Regions from separate parts of the Homo sapiens genome. Here region 1 is linked to region 2. Evidence: read pairs that join two places in POLR2A ChIA-PET (ENCODE). Cell type or tissue: MCF 10A. All regions are shown on one strand. Links, peaks and the distances in the headings refer to the core of each region. The heading gives the core; the rest is flanking DNA.

What was found. Peaks named below come from ENCODE experiments on the same cell type or tissue, not always from the same donor. Only the 100,000 strongest peaks of a DNase experiment are listed, where the experiment ranks them.
Region 1: POLR2A ChIA-PET joins it to region 2 with 7 read pairs; 2 of 35 experiments call an interaction of 5 or more read pairs at or near these places.

Annotation. Positions count from the first base shown.
Region 1 is chr1:168,418,725-168,424,108 of GRCh38, reverse strand. It overlaps LOC125312414 (a long non-coding RNA gene), which reads left to right. Exons shown (of 8, transcript NR_176090.1): 5 at 1,905-1,979. LOC100505918 (a long non-coding RNA gene) reads left to right here and starts at 1,453. Exons shown (of 5, transcript NR_176059.1): 1 at 1,453-1,519; 2 at 1,905-1,979. In MCF 10A, for the core only: no CTCF peak of the experiment used is centred there; no DNase peak of the experiment used is centred there.
Region 2 is chr1:168,502,094-168,507,477 of GRCh38, reverse strand. No RefSeq gene overlaps it. Among named protein-coding and RNA genes, the nearest start is that of XCL2, 39 kb to the left of the region's middle. In MCF 10A, for the core only: no CTCF peak of the experiment used is centred there; DNase peaks (open chromatin) are centred at 807 and 3,197.

The sequences.
Region 1 (5,384 bases), core at 94-5,093, 83 kb after region 2:
AAGCCAAAGCCAAAGCACACTAGCCCTTCAGAGATCAAAAACCCTGTGACACTCTCAGAATACCTGTGTCCTGACAGATATTCAGCAAAATATTTTGTGACAGTGTCACCATAACCTCTTTGGAACACAGGGCTGTAGGTCCCATCCTTCCTGCCTTTCTATGTACATCTCATGTGGAATCTTTCTCTCTCTAGTACATTCAACCTCCTTCTAACAACTGGTTTCTTCCAGTTAATTTTTTTTAATAGAGATGAGGTCTTGCTATGTTGCCCAGACTGGTCTCAAACTCCTGGCCTCAAGCGATCCTCCCGCCTCTGCCTCCCAAAGTGCTGGCATTATAGGCATAAGCCACTGTGCCCGGCCCCTCCAGTTGACTTTTAATGCCTAAACTTTTCACTTGAGAAAAATTAGCTTCCCTCAGGCTTCCTTTCGCTGGCTCCTCCCCTTCTCCCTGTACTTTACTTGTTAAGATTCCTCAGGGTCAATCATTAGAACTCAATGATTCTCCCTCTACACTATCCCTGGAAATTTTCACCCATACCCACAGCTTCCATAACCACCAATTCCCACATGACCCATAGTTTTCTGTGTCGAACCCAGATGCCTTCCAGCCCCATGCCCATCAGCCCAGCTGCCTACTTATCATCTCCGTTAGATATCTCAAAAGCATCTCAGATTAATCAGGTCCAAAACCAAATCCTCATTTCCATCTCCCAATCCTCCAGACAAAGAAACAATAAAAAAAGACAAGACTCTTCTCCTAGTGTTTCCTAACTTCCTGAATGATACCAACCAGGTGGATAAGCAGAAACCAGAACCCATCATGGGCATCATCTTTTCCATGCTATTCCCCAAAGCCAATCTAGCACCAAATCATATTAATTTACCTGCTGAATACCTTTCAGATCCTTCAGCTCTTCATATGTTTCCCTTCACAGGCCTTTCACGTGACGTTCCATGGCCTAGAAAGCTCCTCCTTCCCTCTCCTGGCTACCTGGTCAATGATCAGGTCAATGATAACAGGCTACAGAAGCTTTTGATAATAAAGGCAAAGAATCCCGAACACCACTCCAGCACTGATAAATGACTGTGGAGATCTATATCCCTGAAATCATGCTGAAAAGACCCTATTTTCTTTAGGAAAATGTTTCCCAGCTCTTAATCAATTCACTGAAAACCAATTGCCAGAGAGGTACTTCCACAGACTCACTGTTAGGCAAGTTGACTTGCTTCCATGTTTCTCCAAGTGTGATCCTGATCCCTGGGTCATCTATACTAGAAGGTTTATTAGAAACACAAGCTATCCCAGACCCAGAGACCCAGGAACCTGAATCTTAACTACCCCCAGGTGATTCAGATGCAAGCTAAAATTTGAAATCAAGACTGCAGTTCTAGAGAGTAGAATTCCATGCTTTGCAACTGTCTTAAGCCAGCCTTCATTTGTCTCCTAGCAACCCTTGAGCAATGACAAGTACCTGCCAAACACTGTTGTGAAAACCTCTCTCCTGGGAAAACAAAAGTATTTTGCTTTCTAAATTCTATAGGAATAAAGCTGCTTTAGAAAAGGATAATTTGGCCACCAAGGTAGTTGGGAGAGATAGTTTTCTCTTTGGAGCTGAGCTGAGGGTGCTTATAAGACCCTCTGGCCACCGGGCTAGGTCCAGGACTGACCTTGGGAAGTAGGGCCAGCAGGAGGCAGAGCTTTGCAAGGTCTTGGCATCTGGGAGTTAGAGAGAGGCTTCAGCCATGGATAGCCTTGTGACCTTGAGCTGCAGTACCTCCATATGGACCAAGAGGGTTAGGAGATGGACAGGGATCAGGGGAGAACTGCTTTGCTTGAAATATGACAAAAAACCCCTATCCTATGATAAGTCTCTATGTCTCCTGTATTTATTTCACTTTAGGTCATGACATTTTGAGCACAATTGTGTGTGGGATGCATTCATCAATAGAGCTGGAAGCACCAACCACCATAGGAGGTAAAGTATTGTAATAATAATAATAATGAAGATAGATGATTGATAGATAGATAGATAGATAGATAGATAGATAGATAGATAGATACTTTTTATGTGCGGTTACTATATAACTAGAACTCTATGTTCACCTGCTATAATCTCTTCAACATCTATGGAAAGTAGACAAAAGTATTAGCACAACACAGAAGAAAAAACAAAACTAAAGTATGAAATGTATAGTAATTTTCCCAAGGTCATGCAGCTAGAAGAGTGGAGCTGGGATCTGGACCCAGATCTGTGCCTTTCCACTGAGCCATGATAAGTGGTAAGTTAAACCTATGTGGGGTACTGATGAGTCCATTCCATCCTCATGCAAAGCCACCTCCTCCACTGGGATCCCCGAATTTTAGTTTCCCTTCCTACTTCCACTTTACTTTCTGCTTCTGTACATTTAATTATTTTAGATTCCCCATGTAAATGAGTTTTTCTTCCTGTTTGCATCACCCCAAACCCACTATCACTAATCATCTTCCTGTCATTCAAGCACCTATGCTTGCACGCTGAGATGTACCAAAAGGAAGACCACAACTTCAAGTCTTCAAACAGTCCCTGAAAACATATGAGTCATTTGCTGTTGTGCACAATTTATCTTTTTAAGTTTGTGTATTGAGTTAGCTTAAAGTATGTTCCTAGCCTGACTTACGGAGGAATTTCAGATCTGCTGACTAGTAAACAACAGAACAAGGTTGGCCCCCTTAGTGGGCAGCAATGAGATAAAATAGAGTTCCCTGATGAGATGCTCATATCAGGATCTTGCTTGAATAAATCAGCTTTGAAAGACATTTGGAAACCACCGGAAATTTTCAATATAGACTAAGTATCAGCTGATGTTGAGAAATTATTATCAGTTTTGTTAGACTAAAGTGATACTGTAGTTATAGGGGAATATGTTCATTTTTCAAGGCACATGTTAAATATTTCAAGTTAAAATAAAGTTATGTCTGTAATTTACTTCAAATTCTTCAGAAAATAACTAAAAAGAGATTAAGTAAATATGGTAAAATGTTAACAATTGTTAAATCTAGGTGTGTTCATCTTAAGTTGTGTTCATCTTACTATTCTCTTTCTACTTTTCAAACAAATTCAACATGTTCATAATAAGTGAGTTTTTTAGAGAGTTTTGCTACCAAGGCAAGGAAAAGTAATCTAATATTTGTGTGCTTGGTGCTTTACAAACCTTATATTATCTTATTTTGTTGTAACACTAACAAGTAAAAATATTAATCCCATTTTATAAATGAGGATTATAAATCTCAAAGAGACTCATAACATAAAAGATGGAAGTTTAGGCTTTAATCAAATGAATCTCAACCTTTGGCTATCAGGTCATCTCTAGATCTAGGGGGAAATCACTTCTACATAAAGCCTGCCCTTTGCCAGGCTCCACTTATTTAATTCAATTTTGGTGAGACGGGAAGGCATTTTGTCCTTTTTTCCTCCTGAATTGTTATGTCTCTGAGTATGTTTCCCAGAATGTAATAGGAAGATTCCGATTATTTTCTCATTTCAAAGCTAAAGAGGCCTTTACATAATCAAGAAGCTCTGAGACAAATTGTTTTGTATAAACTTTGAAGGACTTTTCTGTTGAATCAGACACCTTTTCAGCCACTAGAAAGGAAAGTGGTACAAAGATATCTAGTCATCACTCCAGACACTGAAATCATGAAGATCAAATATATTCAGGCTTCCATCCTCGGCTATCATTTCTTGTGGTAACTTACAGTGTGCATGCTCTTCAGACAGTGAATGATGTAATGAGCACCATTAAAGTTGGAGTTTTCATTCTACATGATCGACAACAACAGTTCTACAGGCTAGAGACCAACAGGAAAGCCAGCCTCCCAGGCCCACCCCACCCCCCAACCAACCCAAATATTGGTCAGTTCTAATAGTATCAACACTCATGAGATGTTAGGCCAGTTCCTCTGAAAATAAGGCAGGCAGATAAAAATCTAGGAACACTGAAAATGGGAGCCAGCACGTGTTGACTCACATTAAAAAGTATACCATCATTAGCAACACAGGTGGGTAACACTAGGGCTAGAAAATTTGTCTACAAGACATCTTTCTCTGGTGTTGGGCTTTATTTTTAATTAAGTACATCTTTCGTCTGAGTTATCATCAAGGCTGACATTGTAAAAGGGTGAGTAAGCAATTATCTGGGTGGGGTGATATCCAGGGTACTGAAAAGGATTTCAGGAAATACTTTCTTCATCCCCTAACTGATCTCTGAAATTCCTTTAAGGCATGACTCCTTTGGCTTAAGGCTCGGGTCTCTGGAAAAATAAAACATTAAGCAGAAAAAAACTCCTGAAGTGGTTGTCGGACATTCATATTATAGCATGAATAAGTTGCAGATAGTGAGAACAGGTTTTAATGGAAGGGTTACAGCAAGAAGATATTGATACCTAACTGTAATGAGTGAGGGGGAAACGTAGGGGAAGGTAGAAGAACAATTAAGAATCCATCCACTTAACCTTTTCTCGAGTCTGCTCTAAGTCGCACAGTACCCTTCATTCTTGCACCAAGAATAAACATCTTTCCATGTTTAATAAGGACTTGAGGCTTATGCTTTTACCTAAAGACACACAGTAAAAATAATATAGATTTTTAAAGTCTGTTTTCTCCACTAGCCCAGACCCCTTTGGTATAGTAAGTATGATTTTATGATACTGAACTTTGTCTTGGGCTGAATTGTATCCCCCAAAAATTCCTATGTTGAAGTCCTAACCCCCAGTATATGGAGGTAAGGTCTTTAAAGAGGTAACTAAGGTAGGCACTTTGGGAGGCCGAGGCAGGCAAATCACAAGGTCAGGGGTTCGAGACCAACCTGACCAACATGGCAAAACCCCGTCTCTACTAAAAATACAAAAATTAGCCGGGCATGGTGTCACACACCTGTAATCTCAGCTACTCAGGAGGCTGAGGCAAGAGAATCACTTGAACCCAGGAGGAGGAGGTTGCAGTGAGCTGAAATGGTGCCACTGCACAGCAGCCTGGGTGATAGAGTGAGACTCTGTCTCAGAAAGAAAAAAAAAAAGAGGTAACTAAGGTAAATGAAGTTATCAAGGGGGGCCCTCATGACTGATATCCTTACAAGAGCAGATTAAGACACAGATACACATAAAGGGAAGGCCATGTGAAGACATACCCATAGGTGGTGAAGATGGCCACCTATAAGCCAAGGAGAGAGGCCTCCGAGGAAACAACACCTGCCAATACCTTGATTCAGCTCTCAGCCGTCAGAATTATGAGAGAATACATTTCTGTTGTTTAAGCCACCTTGTCTGTGGTACTTTATTATGTCAACCCTAACAAATTAATGAAAATTCCAAAATGCACAATGCTTTTCAACTTGAAATGATG
Region 2 (5,384 bases), core at 110-5,109:
GTTGCCAACATTTAACTGTCTGCCTGGGAAGCCTGTTGCTGTAAGGCCACCTGCTCAGGCAAGAATGTGGAAGTCCAAGCTGATAGAGCCCTGACTTCACCTGTTCGGTTTGCTGAAACAAATGTGAGTGATCAAAGGCAAGAATGGCAACAACTCAGGCCTTCCAACTACTGACCAATATGCCAAGCCTTCATTTGGACCTGAGTCCGGACTCAGCCTCTTCCCTGAGCCAGAGATATTCAGTATAAACAAAGAATCACAGGGCTTTGCAGCTGGAAAGGATCATAGAGTTAATCTCATGCAATCCTTTTGTTCTGCAGATTAGGAAACTGAGGTGAAGCCCTCTTGGGTGAAGAGTTCAAGATTATAGTCTAATAAAGACAGAAACAGAACTAATACCTTGCTGGGTCTTTCTATTCAAGTCTAATGATGGTCATTCCATAACATCACACTGCAGCATTCCCTGCTTTGCTAGGGAAAGCTCTCCAAAATCCCAATTAGCATATTTAACAACAACAAAAAATGTATTTCAAATGAATCTTCCTCAGGAAAGAAGAGAATGCTTTTGGTTGTCACTATTATCTCTGGTAGGAATAACCAGCTAGCGATTATGAGCACTTTTCCAATGTGCCAGGTATTGTACTGGGCACTTTATCAGCACTATTTCATTTACCCTTCCTAATAATCTAATTACATAGGTACCATTATCATCCACATTGTGCTGAAAAGAAATTTGAGACACAAAATATTATTTGTCCACATTCGCACAGCTACACAAGTGTAAGCGATGATTCAAACCCAGATCATCCACTTCATGACCCATTACTTAGTCACTCTGCTATACTGACAATAGACCAACAAAAACCATAGCAAAAACTTAACCAAGATGTAAAACGATGGCTTGTGAGCCTTTTCTTTATTCATGATTTGCTTGGTTTCCTGGGACGTTCAACATCTAAAATTTCAGCCCTCTAAACTGGGTCGGAGTCACTGTGCAAAGGAGTTCTGCAATCCTGTCAAGCATCCAGCTCAAGACTCGGGTGAGGTTTAGGAGACTGTAGAGTCTTGAAACCTCTGTCCCAGTGTGCTTCAGGGCTACTTCTGTTTGGGATTCAGGGCACACCAAGGAGCAGGATGAAGTTAGCATCTTCTCCCCTCCCACTCTCCCTCCTATATTCTGCCACTGGGAGCTTTAAGGACAAAGATGTGAGCAATCCTAACTGCTCTCTTACAGTACACAGGAGAGATCAGAAAGAAAAAGGGGGAGAAACACCAACCAGACCTTTGTAAGACTTGATGATGGGATGGGGTCAGAGATATAGAGGAAATGTTGGTGTGTACATTGCTTGGTTTAAAGTGCATTAGTTTACTTTAGTGTCTGATAAAGATATAATTATCAAAATGTCATGTATCTACTGGGGCATCTAGGGAGATCTGTTTCAGTCAATAAGATGCTAGCTCTTGTAGGGGTCCATTTTTAGATCTGCCTTATGTCTCAGAAGAAGTAATTACTTTGTGACCCACATGTATTTAGTAATGCCAGAGCTATCTCCAAAAGCAGAGAAAGTCTGTAAGTACACAATTAGAAAGATGAAAAGGCTCAAACTGCGGAGATCAGCTTCTTTCCAGAAACAAAATTTGTTTGGAGCAGGGAGAAGAGGAAAGAGAGAGAGTGAAGGCAATGGGCTCATGAAGCTGGAGTAGGGGTGGGGACACAATACCCTTAGAAGAGATGTGAGACTCCAGTAGCTAACTTCACTGATAATTCAGTATTGCCTAGGATTTTCCCATGGTACAGGACAGATAGAGGACTTTGGGTTGGCAGAGGTGGGAGTTAATGGGAGGGAAAGTGGATGTACACTGTAAGTAACATGGTGTTATTTTCATTTTGGGCACCAAAAAAATAAAACATTTTCATTCCCTGCTTTCTGCCAGGCTCTTCCCTTGCTCAGTGTCATTTAGCCTTCATGCCAGCCTTGGGAGAGAGGTCCTTTAAGAGCTGCCTTGAATGATTTTTACAGAATGTACCAGCCAAGGGAGCAAGTAAAGGCTAAAAATCCAACTCACACCCGGCTTGCCACATGAAGGGTCCACAGGCCACTGGAGATTCCCTTTTCTAATTCACACAAAGATGCTATTTGGGCTATCAGCAGCAGCTCTGGACATTATCGCCCCATTTTGCAAGACTCAGAGATGGTGAACCACTTGCCCATGGTCAGAGCAGTAAGTAAATTGAAAAATGAGTATTCCAAGCCCAGTCTGTCTAGTCCCAACTTCACTTTTTGTTTCACTCTGCTAGACTAACTTGGTATTTACAGAGTGGGGAAAGGTCAAGGGAATCCCTCAGGACCAATGAAATGAACAATCTCAATGTAAGGGTCTAATGAGGAATCTGTGAGATAGATGGTAGAAAGTTCTGGAACCATAGTAATATATAAAAAGGCAGAAAGGAAGGCAGGCAGTCAACATTCAATTCAACAGTCATTTATTAGACATCAGCCAAGTTCCAGGCAAGGATCTAGGCACTCAACAAAGAAAGAAATAAGGTAACAACCACAGTTCCCATGAAGGTCACTGTTAATACTTAGAGAGAGTAAGGTGAAAAACTGAAAATCAAGCAGAACTAAGGGGAATCAATTAAAGAGACTGGCCATTATTTGTGTTGCAAAGGACAAGAAAACTCTACAGAGCCAGCATGGAACTTGAACTTGACCTTGAGGCTTAAGAAAAGTCCATTGGCAGGAGTTCCTTAAGTAGTAAAACCTGTAGAGGTAAACTTACAGCCAAAGGCCTTGTAACCTCCAGTCACGGTGCTGAGCAGTACAGTCTAAGCCAGGGTGGAAATGACTGTGCCCTGCTTTGGTCTCTGCTGTGCTTCCTAGAGGCAAACACCCATGTCACAGGTCTCCTGCCCACAATCTCTCTGCAAAGGCTGAAGGTGTCACAGAAGAGAAGGAAAAATGGTCCTGAAAGAGTAAAAGAGACTTTTATACTGTGACTTAACATATCTGGATTTTCCAGATACTGCAGCTCACTTTCCTGAAAGTCTTAGTTTTGAAGAAAAAAAACCAAGCCACTCTTTCCCTACAGTGAGTTGGGCAATAGCTGTGGTGGGGCAATAAGGAGCCAGAGCCAGCTTGCAGCTGGGTGACGTCTCAAAAGGTCATTCCTGCAAAGGCAACCCAACTGCACTCCCAAAGCTGAGCATGAGTCTTGAAGAGCATGAATCAACGCCTTCTCTAGGTCCTTCCATGCCCCTGTCCTAGGGAGAAGAGAAAAACGGAAGTGAGTGGAGAGTATATTACTCAATACATTTCCTCATTCTGTCTTTGTGGCATCATATTGAAGAAGGGTTTCTTTACCCTGTTTAAAGGATAATGAACTGAGGCTTGGGCAGCTTCTACAACATGACTAAGGTCACATATGTCTTAAGGAAAAAAGCCAGCAACTTAACCCAACTTTCAAAGCTGAAATTCTTTTTATTTAATCAAGGCAGTTTAGTGAGGTGGTAAAGAGTACAGACTCGGGCATCTGGTTACCAGGGTTTGAAGCTCTCAGATCTGCTACAAACTAGCTGGAGACTCTGGGAAGTTCATTAAACGTCTCTTTGCTTCAGCTTTCTCACACTTACAATGATGGTAATAGTAGTGAGGATGGTGTGTGTTAATAGGCATAATGCTCATAGAATTATATCTGGCACATAGGAATGATTGTTCAACCAAGATGATGTTTCCATGTAGGAGAAGTAAAAAGGCATTCTGAAAGCTGGGAAAGGAAGAAGGGAGTAGGAAAGACTGGAGGGGGAGGGGTATTAGGAAAGAGAGGAGAAGGGAGAAGGAAGCAACATTAGAAAAATCATCATTTTGTATTTTAGCCATGCCTGGGACCTTCAACCTTACTTATACTTCCTTCCCCACTATAAGAAACAGGCCACAGCCACAATCAGCCTTTAAGGCTGATGAAAGCTTGTCAATAGATGAAAGATAGACAGACAGACACATAAATAGATTAGATGAATAGATTGGATACACAGATGGTAAACGTATAGATAGATAGCTTGCCAATAACAAATGCTCTTATCATAAGTGGAAATTACAGAAAAAAAGGACACTAAAATTGAGGATTTGTGACTCCTTTGATCCACTTATCCTCATGGTTCAACAAAGAGGGTAGCTCTGGCTTGTGCCTCACCTTCAAAGTCTGCAGAACTGTTTGTACCTGTCATACAATGGACCTCCTGATCAGAGGGCTGCCAACCCCACACTCACAGCATCAATGGGCCACAGCCCAGAGGAGGAGGATCTCTTACTAACCACCAGGAACAGTGATCATGGTTCCCAAAGGAACATTTAGCTCAGATCCAGCTACTCAAAAAAGTTTGAAAGATATAATGACAATTATGATGTGAAATTGGCCTCCCTGTAGGGAATCTATCACGGTGATAGAGGCTGAGACTTGGGGTCAGACCTCCAGGATTGGTATTCTGGCTCCATTATTATTGAGCCTTGTGACACTGAACAAGTCACTTTGCCTTCCTCAGTGCCATCTGAAAATGAGGGTAATAATTTCTTTCCCACTGTTATATAATAAAGAATATGCCTGGTCTTTTTCCCAGGTTTCTGGAAAAATGTGTTCTATGCCCCTTGAATTTCCCAAGGGACAAGTGTGTCTTTGTTACTTATGGTGGGACCCTGGACCACACCTTAGTTTACACCAGGGAGACAACTTAGGATGGGGGCTGGTCATGCCAGAAAGGCCAACCGTGTGATTACAAGGTTAAGGGTTTGAACCAAATGTTAACAATACAAACTCCTGACCCCTGGAGAGGGGAGGGAACTGGAGCTTGAACTTAATTACGTGGCCAGTGAGTTAACCAATCACACCTACCTGATGAAACCTCAATAAAAACTCGAAACAGTGAGGTTCAGGGGAGCTTCCTGCTTGGGGAATACACATCACCGTACCTAGAGATATGCATCCTGACAACAGGGTAGGGGTTAATGGAAGCTCTACATTTGGAATCTTGCCAGACCTCACCCTGTTAGTCTCTTCACTTAGCAGGTCCTCAATGGTATCCTTTATAATTATAACTGTAATTATAACACTTCCATGAGTTCTGCAAGTCATTCTAGCAAATATCAGACCAGAGAAGATGATGGAAATCTCCAAATTCATAGCCAGTTCATCATAGCAGGTGGCCTGGGGAACCCCTGACTTTGTGTCTGTCATCTAAAATGAGGGTAGTCTTGTGGGGGACTGCATCCTTAAGTTGTGGAGTCTGCATTAACTTCAGGTGATTAATGTCATCATTATATTGGAGTTAGGCATACCTCATTTTATTGAGCTTCACTTTATTGCACTTCACTGATATTGCATTTTTTACA